2 separate regions of the Homo sapiens genome follow, and region 2 is linked to region 1. Evidence: chromatin loops called from intact Hi-C (ENCODE). Cell type or tissue: Caco-2. All regions are shown on one strand. Each heading gives the region's core, and the rest is flanking DNA. Links, peaks and the distances in the headings are about the cores only. Region 1 overlaps ADGRG6 (adhesion G protein-coupled receptor G6). Region 2 overlaps ADGRG6 (adhesion G protein-coupled receptor G6).

Region 1 (12,019 bases), core at 2,634-10,633:
ATTCCTTTAAATTCTATCATAGATTTTTACTAGAATAGTTATACTAAAACGATGTTTTATTATAGAACTATTCTTGATGTACTGAATATTAAAATATATTCAAACTGTTTTTCATATGAAACCAGTATTAAAAAGTATTTTTGAGGAGAAATACTTCTTTCTCAAATTAGTTTCACAATGGCTATTATATTAGCATAGGGCTAAATCTGTTGTATTATGTAATAATTTTGCATGTATCATGGATTAGGTGAATACATTTTTATTTTGAATTTATTGCACGTCTATTACAATAATAGTACTTGCTATTTATTGCTGTGGTACTGGCACTGCTCTGTGCCTTGGACATATTAACTTATTTAATTCTTATTGACCATATATACAATAGGTGCCATTGTTGCCCATTTTACAGATAAGACAAAGGTAGAGAGAGATGAAGTAACATACCCAGGGTCACATGGCCACTACCCAGAAGAGCTGGAGTAGGAAACTCCATGGTCTGCCCTTTACTACTCAAAAACTGGCTTATATGCCTGGATACCTTAAATCTCCACTTTGTTTGACTTTTCACTAGACTCCCTCTCCTTAATAGAATTATTTTTGCATTTGTTCCTAAAACAGCCTGATGATGGTGGAAAAAATAGGAGGATATAGAGTAACTGAAAGGGAGATGGCAGTACAGGAATGTTTGGAAAGAGTGAAAAGTAATCATTAATGAAAATAAGAACTATTATTTATGTTTAGAAATCATTTGAAAAGTAGTATTTTTGAAAATCTTAATGTATAAACAAAGCCTTCCTGAAACCAGTTATTTCCTTAATTAGGTAGTTGGGGTTTTTAAATTGTTAATTTCTTAGTTTCAGGATTAAAAAATACTTATCAACTTTGCTGGCTGTAACTCAAAAGTTTAGGTGTGAGATCCAATCATGACTAGAGATGAAATGAGTAGAATTTCTTATTATTACTGATATCAGACGATTGGTAATGGGCTGGTGACAGAGGATAGATGAGTAAGAGGGGAGGGATGGGGCAAATGGTAGGTAAAAAGTTAACTAGTAGAAAGCGATGGAGGGCTTGATGTTTTGCATCACATTAGTCTGTGTTCTGAAGTTAACAGGTTTATCTTTCTTGTTATGTTTTGTCCTAGTTGCCGTGTCCTTAAGGAATCAAAAGGTCATTTTACCCCAGACATCAGATGCTTACCAGGTATCTGTTGCAAAAAGCATCTCTATTCCAGAGCTCAGTGCTTTCACACTCTGCTTTGAAGCAACCAAAGTTGGCCATGAAGACAGTGATTGGACAGCTTTCTCCTACTCAAATGCATCCTTCACACAATTGCTCAGTTTTGGAAAGGCCAAGAGTGGCTACTTTCTATCCATTTCTGATTCAAAATGTTTGTTGAATAATGCATTACCTGTCAAAGAAAAAGAAGACATTTTTGCAGAAAGCTTTGAACAGCTCTGCCTTGTTTGGAATAATTCTTTGGGCTCTATTGGTGTAAATTTCAAAAGAAACTATGAAACAGTTCCATGTGATTCTACCATTAGTAAAGTTATTCCTGGGAATGGGAAATTGTTGTTGGGCTCCAATCAAAATGAAATTGTCTCTCTAAAAGGGGACATTTATAACTTTCGACTTTGGAATTTTACCATGAATGCCAAAATCCTCTCCAACCTCAGCTGTAATGTGAAAGGGAATGTAGTCGACTGGCAAAATGACTTCTGGAATATCCCAAACCTAGCTCTGAAAGCTGAAAGCAACCTAAGCTGTGGTGAGTTTGTAGCGTATTCCTTTTTTTTTTTTTTTTTAGCATTATTCTATGAATATGATTGTCAACAAAGAATTATACATACACACAAATGTACCTGTATGTATATTCACACATATAGACATATATATATATGTTGTCATTAAAAAGCTCTTTTAATTTTTAAAATGTCGTCTGCTCAGCTCTTATAGCACACATTTGATTATAAGCCATGCATGCTCCATCAAGACATTTGGTTTTACCATTCTTAAGTTTTCCCTATGTCATAAAATATCACAGAGTTTATCACGAATATAACAATAGTTATAATTGTGGAATCTCAAATACAAATGTTAACACTAGGCTTGAAACAAAAGAAATTAATAAGTAAGTTATTGGTATTTTTTTTTTGAGACAGAGTCTCACTGTGTTGCCCAGGCTGGAGTGCAGTGGGGTGATCTTGGCTCACTGCAAACTCTACCTCCTGGGTTTAAGAAATTCTCATGCCTCAGCCTCCCAAGTATCTGGGACCACAGGCGTGCACCACCACACCCAGCTAATTTTTGTATTTTTTTAAAATAGAGATGGGGTTTCATCATGTTGGCTAGGCTGGTCTCAAACTCCTGACCTCAAGTGGTCCACCTATCTCAGCCTCCCAAAGTGCTGGGATTACAGGTGTGAGCCACCCTGCCTGGCCAGTTACTGTTTTTTTTTGTTTTTTTTTTTTTTTTTGAGACAGAGTCTCGCTATGCTGCCCAGGCTGGAGTGCAGTGTCATGAGATCTCAGCTCACTGCAAGCTCTGCCTCCCAGATTCACGCCATTCTCCTGCCTCAGCCTATCGAGTAGCTGGGACTACAGGTGCCCACCACCATGCCCGGCTAATTTTTTGTGTTTTTAGTAGAGATGGGGTTTCACTGTGTTAGCCAGGATGGTCTCAATCTCCTGACCTCGTGATCGGCCCACCTTGGCCTCCCAAAATGTTAGGATTACAGGCATGAGCCACCGTGCCCGGCCCAGTTACTGTTTTTAATCACAAAGGTGATACAGTAATAAACTGATCTATATCATCCTGGAATTAAATTTCAATTGGATGACTTAAATAAACAACCAGCACCTAAGAGAATAGTATTTACTCAGCCAGTTTAAATATCAAAACTGTCCATTTTATAGAAAATCTTAATCAGGAATTATCCATTTTTTTCTTTGAACATTTTTCTCCATTTTTTTTAAAATGAGGATTTATAGTTTGTTTCAAATACTGTGCTGTCTCTGGTTCTTCTTTGTGAGACTGTAAATGTGCTATTATTGGAAGTAGCTAAATGCAGAATATTTTGAGAAATAATTCTGTGTGATAAAAATTGTATTAAAATAGATCTCCACCTAATATTCTCCATTTACACAAGTTAATTCTGGAAGCCTTTATTTTATTATAGGACTGATTCAAACACAAAAAGTAGAAGTTTCATTATCAACTTTAAATGTCATATGACTAAATCTAAGGCAGTGATAATATATACATTTTAGTCACAGACATAACTCTCAATTAAAAAGGAGAAGAAGGAGCCTAGTATTCAAAAGTAATTTGTATATGATATTGGAGGGAAGTTTACTGGGAATTTATTCCCACGCTTTGAGCAAAGTAGCACCCTTATGATGACTCAAGGCCACCTCCCAATTTCTCAGACCCATGCCTGCCCTTCTGGCCTGAGAACTCCTGTTACCCACCTGTTCGTGTGGTCCATGGCACTCCTACAGGTGGTGGAAAGGCTGTGAAGTGATGTCATTTGAAAGATATTTCCTTGCAGGATGTTGGAAAGTAGATAAACCACAACCCTGTTCCACAAGGGAACTGCAGAGCTTTATAAGAGCTGGTGATGTTCCCTAAGATCTTCTCTCAGTGTTAGGATAGCTAGAAAGGACCTTCAGGGACTCCTTGAGAAGTCTTTTATCAGAGAAGAAATTGAGAAAGTCAGGTGTGTATGTTTGGTGTGGGACAGTGAAGAATAAGGAGAGGGAATGGTGCACTTCCTGCATTCTGGGTGACTGTCTTTAATTCAGGGGTCTCTTTTCACCATAGACTGGGACATTATTAAGAAGTCATAGTATAGACCATTCTAATATTTGCCTTTTTATGGGACAATGTTTTGAAGATGTCAGCAACCAAAACAAATATGGCTATGTTAATAATTGCTAATACTTATATTTAAATTGAACACACATTTTGTACTAAATGTCATTTTAAGCACTTAACACATATTGGTTGATTACCTACACCATAGATCCCATGTTACGGGTTCTATAATTGATCCTATTTTGCAAATAAGGAACCTGAGGCACGTGGAGATTAACTAACTTATCCAGTGTCTCTTAATTAGTAAGTAGCCAAGCCAGGATTGGAGCTTGGAAAGTTTGGTATTAGAGCTGTGCTCTTCTAACCAGTATAAATTAGACTGTCATTCATCATAAACAGGATTAGATATTAGATTTAGTACCAGGATAGGCTAAAGCTCATTCTTGCTCAGGGGAGAAGTATGAAGGTCCAAGAGCCATCTCTCTGGCCAGCAGTGCATTCTGTGAGAAAACACTAGGTTTGCAGTGTGTTAACATATTTGTTTCAAACAAATAATATTTGTTTCCCACAATACTTCCTGGATACCTAACTATGAAAAAGTATGATTCAGTTTTACAGGGATTCCTAAGCTTCTCTAAGAATTTCTCTAGACCAGAGGTTGGCAAATTAGGAGGGCCTGTAACAGGCCATGCATTTTTGTTTACTTGTTTGTTTAGAGACGGGGTTTCACTCTGTCCCCCAGGGTGGACTGTAGTGGTGCCATCAGAGATCGCTATAACCTTGAACTTCTGGGCTCAAGTGATCCTCCTACTTCAGCTCTCCTGAGTAGGTAGGACATCAGGTGTGCACCACCATGCCCAGCTAATTTTTTAAAACATTTATTGTAGAGATGAGGTCTCACTGTGTTGTCAAGGCTGGTCTTGAACTCCTGGCCCCATGTGATCCTCCCTCCTCAGCCTCCCAAAGTGGTGGGATTACAGGCATGAGGGATTGTGCCCAGCACACATGTTTTTTTAATACTTGTTTTTCTTTTTCTTTTCTTTTTTTTTTTTTTTTTTTTTTTTAAGTTGGGGTCTTACTGTGTTGCCCAGACTGGCCTCAAACTCCTGGGCTAAAGCAATCTTCTAATCTCAGCCTTCTGAGTAGCTGGGACTAAGCTCCCTTGTTCTTATAAATAAAGTTTAATTGGAACACAGCCATGCCCATTAGTTTATATATTGTCTTTGTCTGCCTCTGTGCTACAATGGCTGTGTTAATTGATTGTGATCAATACAGTATAGCCTGCCATCCTAAAATGTTTACAGTCTAGCCCTTTAGGAGAACATTTGCCACCCCCTGAAACTAGTCTAAAGAACTGAGAGTCCGCTTTGCTGAACCACATACTTTGGACAGCACTAGAAAAGACCTGCTAGATCTCCTCAGCCAGGGAAAACAAACCAATCACCCACAGGCTAGTTTAGCCCTACGACATGGGTGGTGGTAGTAGCATTTATTTGTTCCTGTTCATTTACATTTGTTTCACACAGTGCTTTTAATTGATGAATTATTTCCAATATTAAACAATTAGATTTCACATAAAAATGAAGTTTTGGATTTTTCTGGTAAACAGAATACACTAGGCTACTATATCTGCATGGCCAACACAGCTGGAGCTAAATGGTGGCTGCTGCTTTCAAAGGAGCTTCCCAGTTTACTTTAGCCCTTAGCAACCCCTTATTCTTCCCACTCCAGCCCCCTTTTTGTCTTTAGATGGCCATCTGGCCCTGATGGGCTTTTAAATGGGAATGCTGATTTATGCCACTCCCTTTATACGGGCCAGGAAACTGAAGCTTAGACAAAAAAAAGTGGCAGAGGCAGTTGGTGGGCTCCAACACGTGTCTCCTGTCTCCTTGTCTAGTATTTATGTCTGGGAATACTCATTTAAAAAATTATTTTAAATTATTTTAATTGATTGATAAGAACTATATGTGTTTATGGTATACAACATGTTTTAATATAGGTATACATTGTGGAATGGCTAATATGAGCTAATTAACTTTCATTGTTATCTCATATACTTATCATTTTATTTGTAGACAGAACATTTAAAATCTCTCAGCAATTTTCAAGTATACAATCATTGTTATTAACAATAATCATCATGTTGTACAATAGATTTCTTGAATGTATTTCTCCAGTCTAACTGAAATTTTCCATCCTTTGACCCATACATTCTCAACTCCTGTGCCCCATCCACCCCTGTGCCCCTGGAAACCACTCTTCTATTCTTTGCTTTTATGAGTTCAACCTTTTTAGGTTCCACATTTAAGTAAGATCATGCAGTTCTCATAATTTCTTAAACTCTGTCCCTGAGACTCCTTTCCCAAGCCTTAAGATTATCGGAGTGCATCAAATACATACTCATGTATCTTAGTCATCTATAAGTTTTCAAAGTAATTTTGTCAAAAGGGTACCGTGAACTTAACGGAGTCAATATATTTGAGTCTTTCTAACTTTTATAGTGATCTTCTTGCCATTCCAAGTTGACGTTAAACACTCACATTCCAGACATTCAGATGTCCTGGACTGTGTTTCAGGAGAAATGATGGGAGAGGGAATTTCCTGCTGCTTAATCATCAGCTTTGGGAGTTGAAGAGTCCAAGTCACTCATTAACTGACAGGAAATACCTGTAAACAGAGATTATATCAAGGCTTGTTAGCTAAGCAAATCTTTGATAAGTGTACCCTGTTAACATTTTAACCTTTCATTTTTTTTCCAGGAAATGAAAGCATCTTGCTGTTTATGGTTATAATTTCCAACAAACTAATCAGTACAGTAACCAATGGGAGAATAGAAATTTATTTCTAGCATTCCACTGAATGGACAATGTCTGCTAAATATGAGCTTTTATTTCAGGATTAATTTGTGATGGAAAAATAAATAGATTTTGCAAAGGTATATTGCTAAATAAATTTTAGTACGAAAGTAACATAGTAGAATTGAACTGACTCAATTCAACATTAAAATATCCTGTCATTTTTTTCACATATTAAACATCCTAGCCTTAATAAAATTGATATATTATTAATAAATACTCTAACGATTTTAGTATATGACTTTGTTTTCCTATACTTTTCTAAAAAATATTTGGGAATTTTACCTTAATTAGGAAATTTTCAGCAGATTTTTAAAAACATGGTTAAACCTGTCAATACTTTTAAAAACGAAATGTTTATTTAGCAGTAAATCTGCTTCATTTTATAGCATCTTCATTTTTCTCATAACAATTTTATTAAATACATTCAGTTTTATGACCCTCATGGATAGATAAATTTTTAGTGGACTCTTTAATTATAGGTGCAAGTATTTATTTGCCTGTGTAATGATTCAAGTTTAGATACTGGCTGATGTCCGTCAATTTTCACAAAGAACAGACAGTGCCTTCTCTACTAGTTTTATTTATTTTACTGATTACTACTCTTTCCTGAGGGAGTGGTACAGTATAACGCAATGAATAGTCTAAGTTCAAACAAATTACATTTATTTTAACAAGCATTTATTAGGCACTTCCATTGGTTAGCTACTGTGGTTGTAGAGATAAGACACACTTCATAAATACTTTATTGTTATTCTTTTCTGAAATTTCTGGATTTGTATTTTTGTTTCCCTCTCTAGGATTTTTTACAGAGTTTGCTAAGGTTTCATCAACTCTTGGATTTTTACCGTTTCATAATCATTACAGTTCTGTTCTTCATAGCTATAAAACTTCAATTCATTATTGGCTCCTCCCTTGCACTTCTAACAAATGATTGAATGTAATATTTTTAGATTACTAAATCATTTTTAAATAATAAAATTAAGATAAATCATTTTATCTTTGCAAAGGACTTTATACTCTGAGGATGCCCAAACTCTTTATGAACATAGATGACTAAATTTCACTTTAAATATATTTATTTATGAAAAGTTGAAAAATTCATCTTAGTAGCAACTGCAAAGAAAAAAATGAAAGGAATTACTGTTTTTATTTTTCTGTTATTGCAACTTATTGTGAGGATTTGCTCTTCAGTTATTTGGAGTATCATTAAGTAGGTATGAGAGGAGCAGTGGGCTACACATCAGTCTTTTTTACCACAACTTGTGTAAATATTAACATATAGTGACTCCTTTCAGTAGCATAATTTGGAAAGTACAACAGATAGAGAAGGATTAACAGCTTTAGAGCTTTTCCTCAACTGCCTGTTTCCAGTGATTACATTTTTTTCAAGAAAACTTGGCTCTAAATGTTGCTGTTAATGTTGTAGAACTTTGCTTCTTAGTTCAGCTAGAACCCGGGTTCTTGTCACACAACTAGGAAAATTTAGGCACACGGACACATCGAGTGGTCAGTAGAGCAGGACTTTATTGGGCAAAAAGGAAAAACAAAACAAAAAACAACAACAAAAAGCTCAGCAAAGTGAGACGGAGGCCTGCCAACAGGCCCTCCACCTCACTGATTGATTCCCAGGTCCCCACAGGAGCTGGAGAGAGCAGCCTCCTCCCCTGCATAAGGCATGAATTCCCCGTGGCTCCACCCACCTCCCACAAGTCGGGCTCCAGTCCTCTATGGGCAGGCTCAGGCAAGGCCTGGGCAGGTTTCCTCATCTGCACGAAAGCATCTGATGTAAACACTTGTGGGGCGGGTGGGAGATTCTCCGGGCGCCCCTTTTTATCTGCCTAGACATTTGGCTGTCTCATTAATATTAAGTAAACACCTGAAAACACCTTTCTGGTAGCCTCGAAAATCAGTGAACACATACACATCATATTCTAAAACCAATTTGTTGATGATAAAACATATCATTATCCAGGAGAGTGGATTGTTTGTTCTTTCTTAACAACCTCCTGATGTGTAAATCCATCAGCCAAAGAAAACTGATTGTGATATTGACTTTTTATGCAGATATGCTGAAAATGGAACTGGGTAGAAATAAAGTTTGTATATACTTTTGATAGTTCATGTATTTGTTTATTTTGGTGTGTTTGTAATGCAAGTTTTCATTTATCAATTAAATTTCCTTTTAATTAAATTAGTCACTTGTATTTATACCATTTTTACTTAAAAATATTCCAGTGTGATTTTTATTGTTATATTGGATCATATTAAAATAGTGTTTATTGAGTGTTTAAAGCAATGTCAATTTGCTAAACTAGAAGTTCCCCAGAAGGAACAGCTAACTAAAATACTGAGAAGTAATTGTTGCAGTTTCCCATAAAAGAATGCTACATATTGAAATTTATACTTGTTACTGTGCAATGAAACTGATGAAATGTTCAAGAAAATTGTTAAATATCTTGCTCTAAATCATAGCTCTTCTGATTTTCTTTTCTTATTTTTACCTCTAAGCTCTTTAACATACTGGGAATGTAGTTTGCCTAAAAACTGCTTTCCCACAACACTGAGCCCTTATCTCCCTTTGTCTTCCAGAGATATTGTATCAGTGCCAGAAGTGGCCTAAGAAGCCCTTGACTGCCAACATTGTGTGTAATATGAGAACCACAGGAACTCCCTCCAGGGTCTCCTCTATTGCATGCTACAGAGGCTGAGATTTCATTAGTCTCTGAACTTTAAAGGCTTTTTAGTTTGCGGAAGTCCCTTACAAAATATAAGTACCTACAAAAGGGAGGTCCTACAAAAAATGGGCATACAGTAAATGTGATGCAAGGGAATAATGGGCAAAAAGCATTCAAGACAAAATTCCACCTCAGTCCTGCCTTAACTTCTGCCTCTTCAAATGTTCTTTTTTCATTGTGCATTTGCTTAAGTTTTCAATCTTTAAAACTCCCCCTTCCTCTCTCTGCTTCCTTTCACAGCCAAGCTTCCTCTTCTTGCATTCACTCGTCAGACCTTGGCAGTCTAGATTTCATCATTCCCACACAACTCAAACTATTTTCTATAGAGTTACTACCAAAATCCCAATGCAAAGTTAAAGGTCTTCTCATTCTTTATAATTCTTGGCCTTTCTGGTATTCTTGATATTGTCACACCCTGCATTAAACTTTCTTCTCTTAAATTATGTAAAACCACCTCTGTAAAAGCTGTTTTTACCTTTTTAAGTCTATAGCTCTTTTTCTTATATCTGATGCTTAAATATAGAAATATCTGTGGTTCCATCCTGTTTCCTTCTCAAATCTACAATCTATCTCCAGTGATCCCAAACACTCTATAGCTTCTGATGAGTATTTCCTGGCTACACCTCTTACAAAAACACTTTTGCGTCTAGGTGTCACACAGGCACCTCAGTTTCCGTTACTGGACTTAGTGTTTACCCTACCCCACCTAAGTCTGCTCTTCTTCTGTTATTTCCTATCTCCTTTTATTAGATCGATATGTACCAGTTTTTGAAGTTGGAAATTAGCAAAACGTCCTCTATTCTTCCTTTTTTCCTCTGTCTTTAATTAGTTGCTAAATGTTATGCATTCTATCTTTAAATTTCTTGTATCTGTATCTATCTCTTTCTGTCAATCCTTATTACTTATGATATCAAGGCTGAATTATTAGTAGTAGTCCTGCTTCTGTTTCCCTTCTTTTGGTTGTAGAACCTAAATGATTGTTTTCAAATGAAATATAGTTTACTTGCCTACCTCCTCATTTTCCCTCACTGCCTTTAAGAAAGAGTTCACAGGCCGGGCACGGTGGCTCACGCCTGTAATCCCAGCGCTTTGGGAGGCCGAGGCGGGCGGATCACGAGGTCAGGAGATTGAGACCATCCTGGCTAACATGGTGAAACCCTGTCTCTACTAAAAATACAAAAAATTAGCCTGGCGTGGTGACGGGCGCCTGTAGTCCCAGCTACTCGGGAGGCTGAGGCAGGAGAATGGCGGGAACCCGGGAGGCAGAGTTTGCAGTGAGCCAAGATCATGCCACTGCACCCCAGCCTGGGCAACAGAGCGAGACTCCATCTCAAAAAAAGAAAAAGAGTTCACAATGTTAGTTCACCTGGTGAACCCAAAATATCTGAGACAGGTTTCAATTAGTTTAGAAAGTTTATTTTTCCGAAGTTAAGGACACACCCGTGACACAGCCTCAGGGGGTCCTGATGACATGTGCCCAAGATGGTCAGGGTACAGCTTGCTTTTATATGTTTTAGGGACACAATACATCAACCAATACATGTAAGATTTACATTGGTTCAATCTGGAGAAGGGTGGGACAACTCAAAGTAGTGGGGAGAGGGCTTCCAGGTCATAGGTAGATTTAAAATTTTTCTGATTGACAATTGATTGAAAGAGTTATTATCAGTAGAAAGGAATGTCTGGGTTAAATAAAGGGTTGTGGATACCAAGATTTTTTCATGCAGATGAAGCCTCCAGGTAACAGGCTTCACAGAGGATAGATTGTAAATGTTTCTTATCAGACTTAGGGTCTATGTTGATGTTAATGCTGGAGGGGTGTAATGAGGCATGTCCAACCCTCTCTTCCATCATGGCCTCAACTCGATTTTCAGGTTAACTCTGGAGGGACCTCGGCCAAGAGGAGGAGTCCATTCAGATGGTTGTGGGGGGCCCTAGAAGTTCATTTTTGGTTTACAATCTTGAGTGCCCACCACTCAAGGTTCTAGTGTGTGGGATTAACCACTGGAAGAAAGACAGAGGGTTCTAGTGCTCATGGTGTTGCTATTTTCCAAAGCCTTACAGCAGCTATCCATTGTTTGTGTATCTGATCATCCTTATCAGTTTTTACTTTACTTTAGCAAAGCCCAGTGACTTGAGTGCACAGACCGTCTCAGTGCCTCCTTGGTACTTGTTTTAGAAATTCTGTCTGCCAGTAAAATACCCATCTCTACTTTCTTACCCCTGGCTCTCTCACAGCCTCCTGTGCCTCATGGGCCTTCTTCTTTGAAATGGATTTTCTGTTCGCTTTTCTTACCAAGCTGCTGTCACATCCTCCTTTGGGCCACTGCCACCTTCGGAGCACTTCCCTAATAGCACTTAGAACTGTGACGCCATCTCCCTTTCATGCCTCCCTGAGAGCAGCGACTTAGCTTAAAGCATCATTCTGGCCTCTGTACCTCACATAATGTAGGCAATAGGTAAATGTTTGTTGAGTGAATGTGTAAAGGTCTGTGACAAGAGCTTCTTGCCAGTCAGTGTCATGTCATAGCCTGCCTGTAATATCAGGCCTTTCTGAAGTATCATGATTCTTTCCTTGGGTCAAGTGCCCTGAGGTATCAAGGATGAAGA
Region 2 (12,019 bases), core at 1,947-9,946, 52 kb before region 1:
ATCAGAGTCCCCTCATTTCCCCACCATTATTAAAATATGTTTAACATTTGTGAGAGCATTATAGTACTTAAATAAGTTACAGAGAACATAGAGTTAATGTTGCTGTTCTTAGACTCATTTAAACGCTAAAGGCTATGTCATTGTAATATTATAAATGAGCGGTGTGTGTGTATTTGGGTGTATATTATATATATAGGACTTTGAAATGAGCATCTTACTGCTCATTCAGTAAATATATATATATTTATATTATATATTAATATATATTTATATAATATATATTTATATTATATATATTTATATCATATATATTTATATATAATATATATATTATATATATTTATATATATTAATTTATATTATATATATTTATATATAATATATATTTATATTATATTTTTATATATTATATATATTTATATTATATATTTATATATATTATATATATTTATATTATATATTTATATATTATATATATTTATATTATATATTTATATATTATATATATTTATATTACATATTTATATATTATATATAATATTTATGTTATATATATTATATATAATATATATTTATGTTATATATATTTATATTATATATATTTATATATTATATATTTATATTATATATATTTATATATATTATATATTATATATATTATATATTTATATAATATATATTATATATTATATATATTATATATTTATATATTATATATTATATATTTATATTATATATATTTATATATTATATATATTTATATTATATATATTTATATATTATATATATTTATTATATATATTTATATTATATATATTTATATATTATATATATTTATATTATATATTTATATATTATATATATTTATATTATATATTTATATATTATATAATATTTATATATATTTATATATTTATATATTATATGTAATTTAAATATATATATAATATATTTATATATTATATATTTATATATCAGGCTCATTTCAAAGTCCTAATTTTGCAAAGCTAAATCATTGCCTTTAATGTTAAGGAATTTTAGTGTTATTGGGGAGACTAACGTGAGAAAAAATAATAGGATGCAGTGTGATGTGCGATTTAGTAGAATTATAGACATGATGTCAAGAGATAACAGAAGAGATCTCAGAAAAATTCTCATGGATAGATAATGTTAAAACTGTGTCTTCTGATGACAACAGAAAGGGAGAATATGGAGAATGGATCTAGAAATGGAGAAGGGGGATCTGGGCAGAGAAGGGAGCAGGGACAAGGACAAATGCACAGATGCATTATAAATGGCTTTGTAGAAGCATGCATATTTCTCATTACTAGAATAAAGGGTCTCTGCAGAAGAAGGTAGGGAATGAGGCTAGATGGGGAAGTGGGAGACCAGACTGGAGGATGTTAAGTGAGGGCCGATGCTGACAAAGCTGAATGAGGACTTCCAGCCCAGCAGGGGAGATAGATATGTCCCCACTAGCTACAGTTCTGTAAGTAAGATTTGTGCAATTGCAGATGAAGATGAATGCTGAAGGGCACAGAGGTTGAGAGCTTCCCTAGGGTGGTAGGGCACTCAATGAAAAAATTGTTTTTTGTTTGTTGAATCTGCAGTTTTATGATTTTTCTCTGTCATACTGTTGTGCCTTAGAAATGGCAGCCTTAGTTTCCTCATTGGTGAACAGCCCTGACACACATATTGAAAACCTGGAGATAGTAATAGCACTTCAGGTGCCCTGGATGCCTTCTGCTTCTTGCTCAAACGCATATTTAGTTGTGACTGAGGGTTGGTGAATCTAGATCAGAAATACCTTCTTTGTCTTTATAACTATCGCCTTTGAGGCTTTCATCTCCACTGGGTATATTGTAAGAGCTCCTAAGTAAAATCCCTGGGTCCAAAGTAAATCGGACAAAAATCTCCTTTTTTATAGGAAGTCTGGCTTAAGGGTGAAATTGTGTGACAGAATGAGATGACTAATGATTTAAAATTTAGTCTATTGACATTCAAATTTTGAGAGCACATCTTTTTTACATGAAGTTTTTCATATTCTTCAAATTGTTCCTTTAGGTTCTTCTGACTTCTGAGCAACTAATATGACTTTTTTTGTTTCTCATTTAAATCAGATTTACCACCTGGTTTGCCTAGTTCATTTCCCATTCCTGTTTATTCCTTTTGAATACATTTCAATTTTCCCATTATAACTTAAATTTTTCCATAAGACAGTTATTAGAATATTTACTTTAAAGCAGTTGTTTCAAGTGAAACAGAGAGAAAGACATCTTTATTCTCTGTCCACTATGTGTGCCTGACATTACTTTACCACAGCCTTTATCTTTATCATAATTATGTTTGAAAGCATCTTGAATTGGGAACTTTGGGCTAATTTAAGTTTAAAACTCCCATCTGTGGGAACTAGAGATTTTGTATAAAATATAAACATTTAGTGCTGTAAGTAACAACTTACGTTTTTGGTCAGAAAAAGATGTAGTTCATTGGGCTTTGTTAAAATAGGTTAAAAGTATATGTTAGCTTTTAGGGCAGAATACATAAACCAGTTTGTTCACGTGGAGGTAAAAAAAATTAGATTTGAAATCTAATAATAAAAATGAACATATGTAGTTTTGTTTTCCCCATATTTAAAGGAGAGCTTTTCATATTTTAAAAGTAAGACTACAGTGTTACTTTTTAAGACTCTATGCCTTAGAAGCATTAGTAGTACTTTACACATGGTACCTAAAAAGTATTTTAATTTTTAGTAATCTTAGAAATAAAAGCAGAAAATATATTGTGGGCTATTTCAGGCTAAAAATAAAGTATTATTTGAGATAAAAATGTGCCTTTGAGAAAATACATTAAAAACTTAAATCTATGTTGGATTTGATTTAAACTTGAACAGCACACACCAAGCATTAAAGCACTTTTGGATGCAACTAAACTAATAATGGGAGTGAAAATAATTGCTTTTGATATCAATAGCACTGCTAACTTGACTCTGAGTAACTTAGTAGCATGAATTAAAATGCTGACTCTGAAATGAAATTTTGCAACAATGTTCCTTTACAGTCAGAGATACCTTTTCCATATGTACTGAGGCTTTGTTCCTTGTGAGCTGTAGTAGGAAGATACAGTTAGTACACATAGTGAAAACTGCGTGCCTGAACTTTTAGCTTGTGTTTCTATTAATAGCAAAATCAGGCAGAGGATGGTTAGCAGACGTTAAATTGGATGGTTGATTTCCATTTTTCTGGTTTCATAGCCCAGATATAACTTGATCAAAAATTAGCTTCGGTACTTGTATATTCATTGCATAAGTGTGGTACAGCTTTATTTGAAATACACCATTAAGTTGAAAAAGGATCCTGTGAATTAATTTCTTATGTTGTAGTCATCCCTTTCTGTAAATATATATTAGAGCAATAAGACATTTTCAAAGGCTGATAAATTCTATATCTATCATACTTTTTAAACCCTTTGACCAGTAGGTGCATATGTGTAACAACACATATAGATTCTCATCACAAAAATAGTTATAATAATTAAATATTAAAGACAAATATCCACCAAGAAAGAATTTGATAATTATGGAATATTTACATTATGAAAGGTATACATAACCATAACTTAATTTTTGAAATGTTTAGTGAAATGGGATAAAGATAAAAATGTAATTGAGAGAAGCAGGGCATAAAACTGAGTAGTGTTTTTTAAACAATAGTCTGAATTAAATTAAAAAAATGGCAAGATAGCAATCTGCATGCTTTTAAGATTCACATATTTCCTTTTTCATTACATCCTTATGTTTCCAAAAATAAGCATGCATACACACACACACACACACACACACACGTGTATATACTATGATTTAATAATTATATTATTGGGTATTTATCCAAAAGAAATGAAAATATCCACAAAAAGACTTATATAAGAATTTTACACCACCATTATTTATAATAGCCACAAAGTGGAAAAGAAAAATCCAAATGTCTATCAACATGTAAATACATAAACAGATTTTGGTATATTCATAATATAGAATATTACTCAGCAAAAAAGGAATGAACTACCTATGTATGCAAAAATAAGAATAGGGTTCTCTAAAACATGTTGAACAAAGAGAGGGACATAGAGTACGTACTCTATGATTTTGTTTATATGGAATTACGGAATAGGCACAGCTAAGCTATAATGATAAAAACCAGAACACTGGTGGCCTCTAGGGAGCAACGGACTGGAAGGAGATATGGTAAGATTCTCTGTGTTGATGGAAATGTTTCAAATTTTGATTTGAATATAATTACATAGAGGTATACATTTATCAAAACTCATTGAACAGCTTAGTTAAATCTGTGCATTTTTTTCTATGTAAATTATACCTCTATTAGAACAGTCTCATCCAGTTAAAATATACAAGTAATAGTTTTAGGACACAATTAACATAATTTCACTGCTCCCAAAACTATCAGGATTTTACTATCTATATCGAGAATTACGTGCTAGCTTTCTAAAACACAACTTCTTTATTTGTTAGAGTATTTTGGCTGGAAAATATTTCTTCCCAGCAGGAAAAGAATATTCAATTTTACTGTATTTGTATTAGTTATGTTTATTCAGTATTCAGGGATATTTTCAGTAGTTAAGAATTTTGGGGGCCTGGGCACAGTGACTCATGTCAGTAATCCCAAAACTTTGAAAGGCTGAGGTGAGAGAATCAGTGGAGCCCAGTAGTCCTAGACCAGTCCAGGCAACATAGCGAGACCTCGTCTCCACAAATAATAAAAATATTAGCCACGCATGGTAGCACATGCCTGTGGTCCCAGTTTCTTGAGAGTCTGAGGTGGGAGAATTCCTTGAGCTGGGACAGTTGAGGCTGTGGTGAGCCATGATTGCACTACTGCACTCCAGCCTGGGTGACAGAATGAGACCCCATCTCAAAATAAAAAAAAAATTATTTGGGTCGGAGGAAGAGAACCCATTTCTGCAAAGATATAAACTTCGCTTAGGTCAAGTGTAAGATGCCACCTCACCTTTCTTTAGCCTCTACATACATTCAAAAGTTTGGGTTATTCTACCTTTGCCTGAAGGCTCTTTTCCTTGAGAGCTTCTTTCCCCCATTTAATTAAAAACTAATGCAAAAACCAACATATCCTTTTTCATAATATATTGGATTTTGCTTTTTAACTAGGACCTTGTGCAAGACTTACTGATATTTTTGGCTTGTCACCATAATAAAAAGTAGAGATAAAACATGGGTGACTCAGGAAAGCTCACTTCATTTTTTATTGTATGCTTACTTGTCTGTTTACTTGTTTTAATGTAACAGAGTGGTTTATCATCTATTTACTATAAAGTGATTTGTCCTCATTTCACAAATGCCTGCTCTTGGTGAAAAACTCCACAAATCTTTATAAATTTCATTTCCCAGCAAATATAAAGCATGAACCAGAAAGTACATTTCAATCAAACACTTGAAAACACTGACCTAGAGGAGCTCAGCACCTGGTGAATGGCCTCTGAGAGTGTTATTTGTTCTGCCCTGGTTACTGACTTGAGAGGTTACATGAGTGAGTAGTGAGTTGAAAGCATCAGTCAAGACAGTCTTGTTTCTGAAGAAGCACCTGCTATATCTGTACCCCTGTATAAATGTCACTTATTTTTTTTTTTTTTGCCTATGAAGACTGTAATGAGAATGGGGCTATTGATTGAAGCAAACTAATAGGACCCATAATCATCAGCTGTTAATATTAAGGTCCCAGATGGCTTGCGGGTTATACAAAAACATCTCATGAAAGTGAGAATGTATCCTTATTGGATGGATAATTTGAAGAAGTACGATATATAATTGAGTAAATCCAAAGGGTGAAAAGTATGATTTTGAATTCCAGTACGCATTAAAAAAAGGTGAGGCTCAATCTTTACATCTTAAAATCTGATCTCATTCCTTAGTTTTATACATTTAGATTAAAGCTGATTTAGCGGATATTTTGCTATACAGGACCTGTGTTAACAGTTACACAGCCAAGTGCCACAAAACAACATTTAGGTCATTGACAGTCCACATATATGACAGTGGTCTCATAAGATTAGTCATGCATTGCTTAACGACAAAGGTATGTTCTAAGAAATGCATCGTTAGGTGATTTCGTCACTGTGCAAACATCATAGAGTGTATTTACACAAACCTAAATGGTATAGCCTCCTACGCAGATGGTATAGCCTATTACTTCTAGGCTATAAACCTGTTTAACAGGTACTGAATACTGTAGGGAATTGTAACATAATGGTAAGTATTTGCGTATCTGAATGTGTCTGGGAAAGGTACAATAAAAATGCAGGATTATAATATTATGGGCCCACTATCATATATTTGGTCTGTCGTTGACTGAAACGTTGTTATGGGGTGCATGGCTGTATAATGGAGCTGCCCTATACAGGTGTACCATATTTTATCTTTTATACCACTGTATTTTTATTGCTGGCTGATTATGAGAGCTTCTCATAGACCTCTAGCAATCTAAGCTCTTCTTCAACCTAAGCTGCTTTTTCCTGTCTTCAGTGTGTTAATACCATTACTTCTCTTCCCTCCAGACTTCTTTGAGATCTAATTCATTGCTAAATATGAGAGCATTTCTTGTCTGACTGTATTTTTTGAATGTCCTTTATTCTAATGCAGACCTTATTGCCTGTTGCCTCAGCTTCTGTAAAACAGAAAAATGGATTTTGTTGCCTTCTGTCTTCCTCTGCAATCTAGCAGTAAAGCACTTTCCTATAAACATTTCTTTAAGTGTAATTTGCATAGGAAATTACACTTAAAGCTCTTAGGAGAGCTTTCAATTGCTGATGTCAGCATGGCCTTTATTGATTGGCATTGAAGTTCCCTCACTATGTATCCTCAACCAGTATTTTCTAAGCTATTTCCACTACTTCCTTACACATAATCTAAGAAATAAACAAGCTGAAAACATTTTTTCCTCTGGCATTCCACAAACTTCCCTACCTCCACACCATTTATTCAACCTAAAACTCCATTCTCCGTCATTGCTGCCTAATAAAGTGCTTTGCCATCTCATGATCTGTCTCAAATGCCTCTTCATGTAGGCAGCATTTAAAATAAGGATAGAAAGATAGGTAGTTTTTTCGTCTTAATTATCAGGTATGTGTGTACCCAGGTGACCACCTGTTGGATAGTATTTTAATGGTGGAAATGGAGCAGCAAAGTATTTTCTGAATCTCCAGTTTTCCTCCATCTGTCATTTGGAATTCTGTAACAATTCATACTTATTCTATGTCTTGTTGCCATATTGTGTTTTATGATTATTAATATGTTTCTATTTTTCCCTTATTGTTAGTGCCTACAGGTAGGGAGTATATCTTCTTTATTTTTGGATTCTGCCCAAAACTAAGAAAGTATAGGTACTGCAACGGGAATGAAGTAAAGCCCATTATTAGAAGGGAGACATTTATAATTAAGGCAACGTATCCACTCTTCAGTTTGATGTGAAGGGCAGAGAAACTATGTTGTAAACAAATAGAATGAGGCACAACCATGCATTTTAGTTACATTGGGAGCATATTTACTTGGATTATTTAGAATGCTACAAATCCTCGTAGCTCATTCTGCATTTCAGTCATTTTGTCTCTTGCTGTATACCTAAAAAGTACATAGGATTTAAGAAAACCTTCCCAAGCAGTTGGTAACATAAGAACTTTGGACTTACAGACAATATGTCTAAAAGGCCATGAAGTTTACATCTTCCTGTCTTTTCTTGACCCAACAATCCCTGTGGTAGGTTTGTGCTCCAGCATAGCCCTCCACTGTAATCACCTTCCTCCGGGTTCCCATAGGAGAGAAGTGCTAGAGCTTCCACCAAGCTCCACCTTCCTATTCTTTACATCTCCCACGAGGCTTGTAGCTTAGCAGAATCTTGGGCTGAGGCTCCACGGTATTAACTGGATTTAGGATTAATTTTGTTTTAGCTATATTATGAGTTGGCCTGGGATTTTAACTGAATTTTATAATGTTATTTCCATGGGAAAAAGAATTCTAAAATCCAAACAACCAATTTGGAGCTTATTTTTTGCAATATAATGAATTGTATGTTTTGGATTTTTGACATTTTAAAGACCAAATATTTCTACATTTATTGTATCTGTGCCCTGTTCTTTAAAATCAAAATACCTGTAACCATAGCTGTATTCAATGAATTATTTAGAAACATGATATAGTTTCAAACTTTTACTAATTTATCTGATATGCTTCCATTTAAATGAATATTTGTAGATTTTTTTAAAAAAGGAGTTATCTTAGAATTAGTGGATTTATTATACTAAAATTAAATGTAGGTGTTTGATTTTTAAAAATAGTCTCTGCTGTAATCATCCAGGAAGATAATGTACTTTTGATTAATTACTAAGAGGATTACCTAAGAATATAATTCAGTAGCAAATGCTTCACACATGAAGATATTCATTTAAAACTATGTAAGGTAGAAAAAAAACCCACCTAAAATCTCAGTAATACAGAATAATTTTATGAATTATGGCAAAATGACTATAATTATAATGTAGAAATACAGGTAGGTTTAGTATAATAAAATATTAATACTAAATACTATGTTTGCAAAATATGCATGCCTGTAAAAAACTAGTAGATAGTATGCAAATATTAACATAGTGATGAGAGAGTTAATAATAGTTTTATTTTTTTCCAAATATGTCTTCAAAATAATTCTACTTGACTTTAAACACGTTGTTTCTGGAACAATTCATGTACACGGATTTAAAGTGGGATACATCAAAACAAATTCAAAACTTTATTGTTTCTCTGCATGTCCTCCCAGCAAAAAAAAAAAAAGATTTTTCTTAATAAGTGATTTCTAGTTGTGTTTCCCTTTCCTTTCTGCAAAATTGTGAATTTTCAAAACTCCCATACAAAAAGAAATGGTAATGAAAAATTAACTAGAATTTTAGAAAGATAATTGGCATATCTTGCTGGACCTAATTATTTACAATATACAATAGTGATCGTGAGTTTTCAGACTCTTGGCTTTTTTTTTTTTGGTTTCTTTGGTCTTGAATATGGTTCAAGATGAGTGTCACACTGAATACCAACTCCTTGTACAGAACAGAGTTTTGTTCTTATGTACCCCTTGACTGTTCATTGTTCTTTTAAATTAATGGTGTGAGAACAAACTCATTCTATGAGACTGAGATCATCTGTTATCAAAACTCCGTTATTAGGTGGAGACAGATAAATCATGGCTGAAGTGATCACAGAAGCATCTGTGGAAAGAGTCATGCAGTCATGTTAAGTGAGGGTTAAGGGTGTGTGTATGTGTGTGGAGGGGCATGAGTGATTAGCTGGCTCTGAACCCTTTTTGTAGACTTGTGGGATTTATATTTGCATACATTTGCTTTTTATTTGAAAATCTTTTTACTTTAAGAATCCTTTTAAGATTAATTGACACAGATCATTCTTTCAGAAACTGATGGCATCCAGAAAACGTTTAGTACATGATTTAATGATTTAGTACCAAATCATGGGTATTGTGAAAGTACCCAAGATAATTTCTCATCTTGGTCTGATTATGAAAGACTAGTATTCCATCTTGCTCCAGTACTTTGTTTGGGTGTGTATGCTTTATTAATTAAGTTGTTTTTAGATGTAATGCAGTTGTCAGTGGGGTAATATGACTTTTCTAAAAATGTTTTAATTTTTAAAGCCTCATAAAATAAAGAATGAGGCAAATGAACCATAGATTTAACTTAATGATAGGCAAAAAGATAAAAAGAGGAATTCATTAAAAAAAAAAAGTCTTTGGGGACTAGGAGGAACTGGAAGTACCATAACAGCAACTTTCTGTGTAAACTGGAAAATCTTCTCATTCAAACTTAACACATGGAGTTCACCGTCTATATTAGGAAATGTTTTGGAACACAGTGTGAAAATCAGCTGTAGCAAGAAACAGATTTTAATTAATACAGACATAGAGTAAACCTCTGAGGCTGAACATCGTTATTCAATTCAGTTGGAAGATAAGCTACTAGATATTTATAGGAAATGTGTATTATCATTTCCCTCATTGTGTAGCACCAGAACTCTTCTACCTGCACCTGATGGCTTCTTACCTGTCATCATTCCACTTCCCTTTCTCTGCAAGAGTATTATGTAACCAATCTTTATTCATCCTATTTGGGAAGTCAGCTATTTCTATAAAGGGTAAGCTCTTTATCAGTTTTTTCACTGAATTCCCTTCCATTTACTCCTCCACTTTTTTACAAATCTTTTGAGTTGAAATATGCCTCCATGACTCATTGTAATGATCAGTAATCATAAACTAGTGTTAACATTTAATTTTTTTGAAAGAAAACAAGAATCCTACATTTTGAGATTAAATCAAATTTGATCAATATCTCAATAATGTTACTTTATTTTGCATATTGTTTCTTGGTGTGTAATTTTTTTTTCAGTTACTTCATCAGATTCTTACAATTTCTCCCTCCTTCCCAAAAGGCAAAAGAATTATTTTTCCTACGTTACAGATAAGGAGACCAAAGTTAGGAATACTTAAGTGCCAGCCCTATGGGAAAACAGAAACAAAACAGAACGCAGTTCTTCAGACTCTTAGTCCTTAGTCATTGTTTTTTCCATTATCTTGGAGGTAAACCTCCAAAGGGCCCACCAATATCAAGCAAAGGCTATGGAGGTTTACACCTCCTTACATGCTTATCCTTTTGTTTTGTTTTGTTTTTTTGAGACAAGGTCTTGCTGTGTTGTCCAGGCTGAAGTGCAGTGGCATGATTTCAGCTCACTGCAACCTCTGCCTCCTGGACTCAAGCCCTCCTCCCACCTCAGCCTCCTGAGTAGCTGGGACTATAGGCACACATCTCCATGCCTGGCTAATTTTTGTGTATTTTGTAGAGATGGTGTTTCACCATGTTGCCCAGCTGGTCTCGATCTTATGAGCTCAAGTGATCTTCCCACCTTGGCCTCCCAAAGTTCTGGAATTACAGGTGTGAGCCACTGGGCTGACCTGCTTATCCTTTTCTGATTCCATTTCTTTCATCTTGATAGCCAGGAGTCAGGTTGTGTTTTTTAAATCTAATTATAGTTCAGTAATTGTACTCAACAAAATTTCTTCTATTATGTTTCAATTATAAGTATTGCCAGAGAGTTTTATACCAGTGGTTTTTCAAGTGAAGTCTGGTCTTGGAACCAACAGTAGAGTATCACCAGGGAATGCCATAGAAATGCAAATCCTTGGGCGTCATTACAGACCTACTGAGTCAGAAAGTCTGGGGTAGCGCTCATTGACTTGTGTTTGCCCAAGCTTTCCAGGTGATTTCGATGTTAGCTAAAATTGGACTGTTTTAAACTCTTAATCGATGAAATTGACATTGAGGTAAATTGTAGTTTAATTTTTGTCCTGAGCTACCTAAAAAGTCTGTCCAGCATTTATAATATTTTTCTTACTTATATCCACATCCCCACATTGGCTCCCTGAGATGGTAGTAGAGTATAATGGTTCAGTGTGTGGGCTCTGAAGATGAACTGTAAGTTGGAATACTGGTGTTATTACTTACACTTCATATGGGCCCTGGAAAAGTTACTTCTCTGTGAAATGCAGTCATGGTACTTCCTGCCTTCTGAGGTCTTTGTGATAATTAAATAAGTAAAATGTTAGCTATAGTTGTTATTATTTAGCACAGTTATTTGCACAATGAATCATGAAGTATTGTTTTGGAAAGTAATATTTTAAGTTTCAACCAAGGACTTTAAAAATGAACTTTTGGGGAGACAACCAATTTGGGAGAGTTTCTGGGGTAATATATAATCTTCATGGCTCATTAGCCATATTTTTTCCTTTCTGAGTGTTGTTTGCAATTTCATTTTAATAATTTATTAGTAACTAAAAGTAGCTATAAAGAAGACATTTATGCCAAAATATTTGAAGGTTATTTTCTTCATTTTTCTCTAATATTTTCACTTTTGAAAGGGAAGAAAATAATTGTATAAGCATCA

Evidence for each region. Peaks named below come from ENCODE experiments on the same cell type or tissue, not always from the same donor. Only the 100,000 strongest peaks of a DNase experiment are listed, where the experiment ranks them.
Region 2: a loop joins it to region 1, with 6 times the contacts of the local background. A loop is called at or near these places in 9 of 110 quality-filtered maps.

Annotation. Positions count from the first base shown.
Region 1 is chr6:142,369,026-142,381,044 of GRCh38, forward strand. ADGRG6 (adhesion G protein-coupled receptor G6) reads left to right here. Exons shown (of 25, transcript NM_198569.3): 4 at 1,145-1,768. Among named protein-coding and RNA genes, the nearest start is that of ADGRG6, 73 kb to the left of the region's middle. RefSeq lists enhancers at 5,226-5,827, 5,785-6,984. In Caco-2, for the core only: no CTCF peak of the experiment used is centred there; DNase peaks (open chromatin) are centred at 3,466, 6,406, 8,396 and 9,316.
Region 2 is chr6:142,317,470-142,329,488 of GRCh38, forward strand. All of the region lies in intron 2 of ADGRG6 (adhesion G protein-coupled receptor G6), which reads left to right. Among named protein-coding and RNA genes, the nearest start is that of ADGRG6, 21 kb to the left of the region's middle. In Caco-2, for the core only: no CTCF peak of the experiment used is centred there; a DNase peak (open chromatin) is centred at 6,142.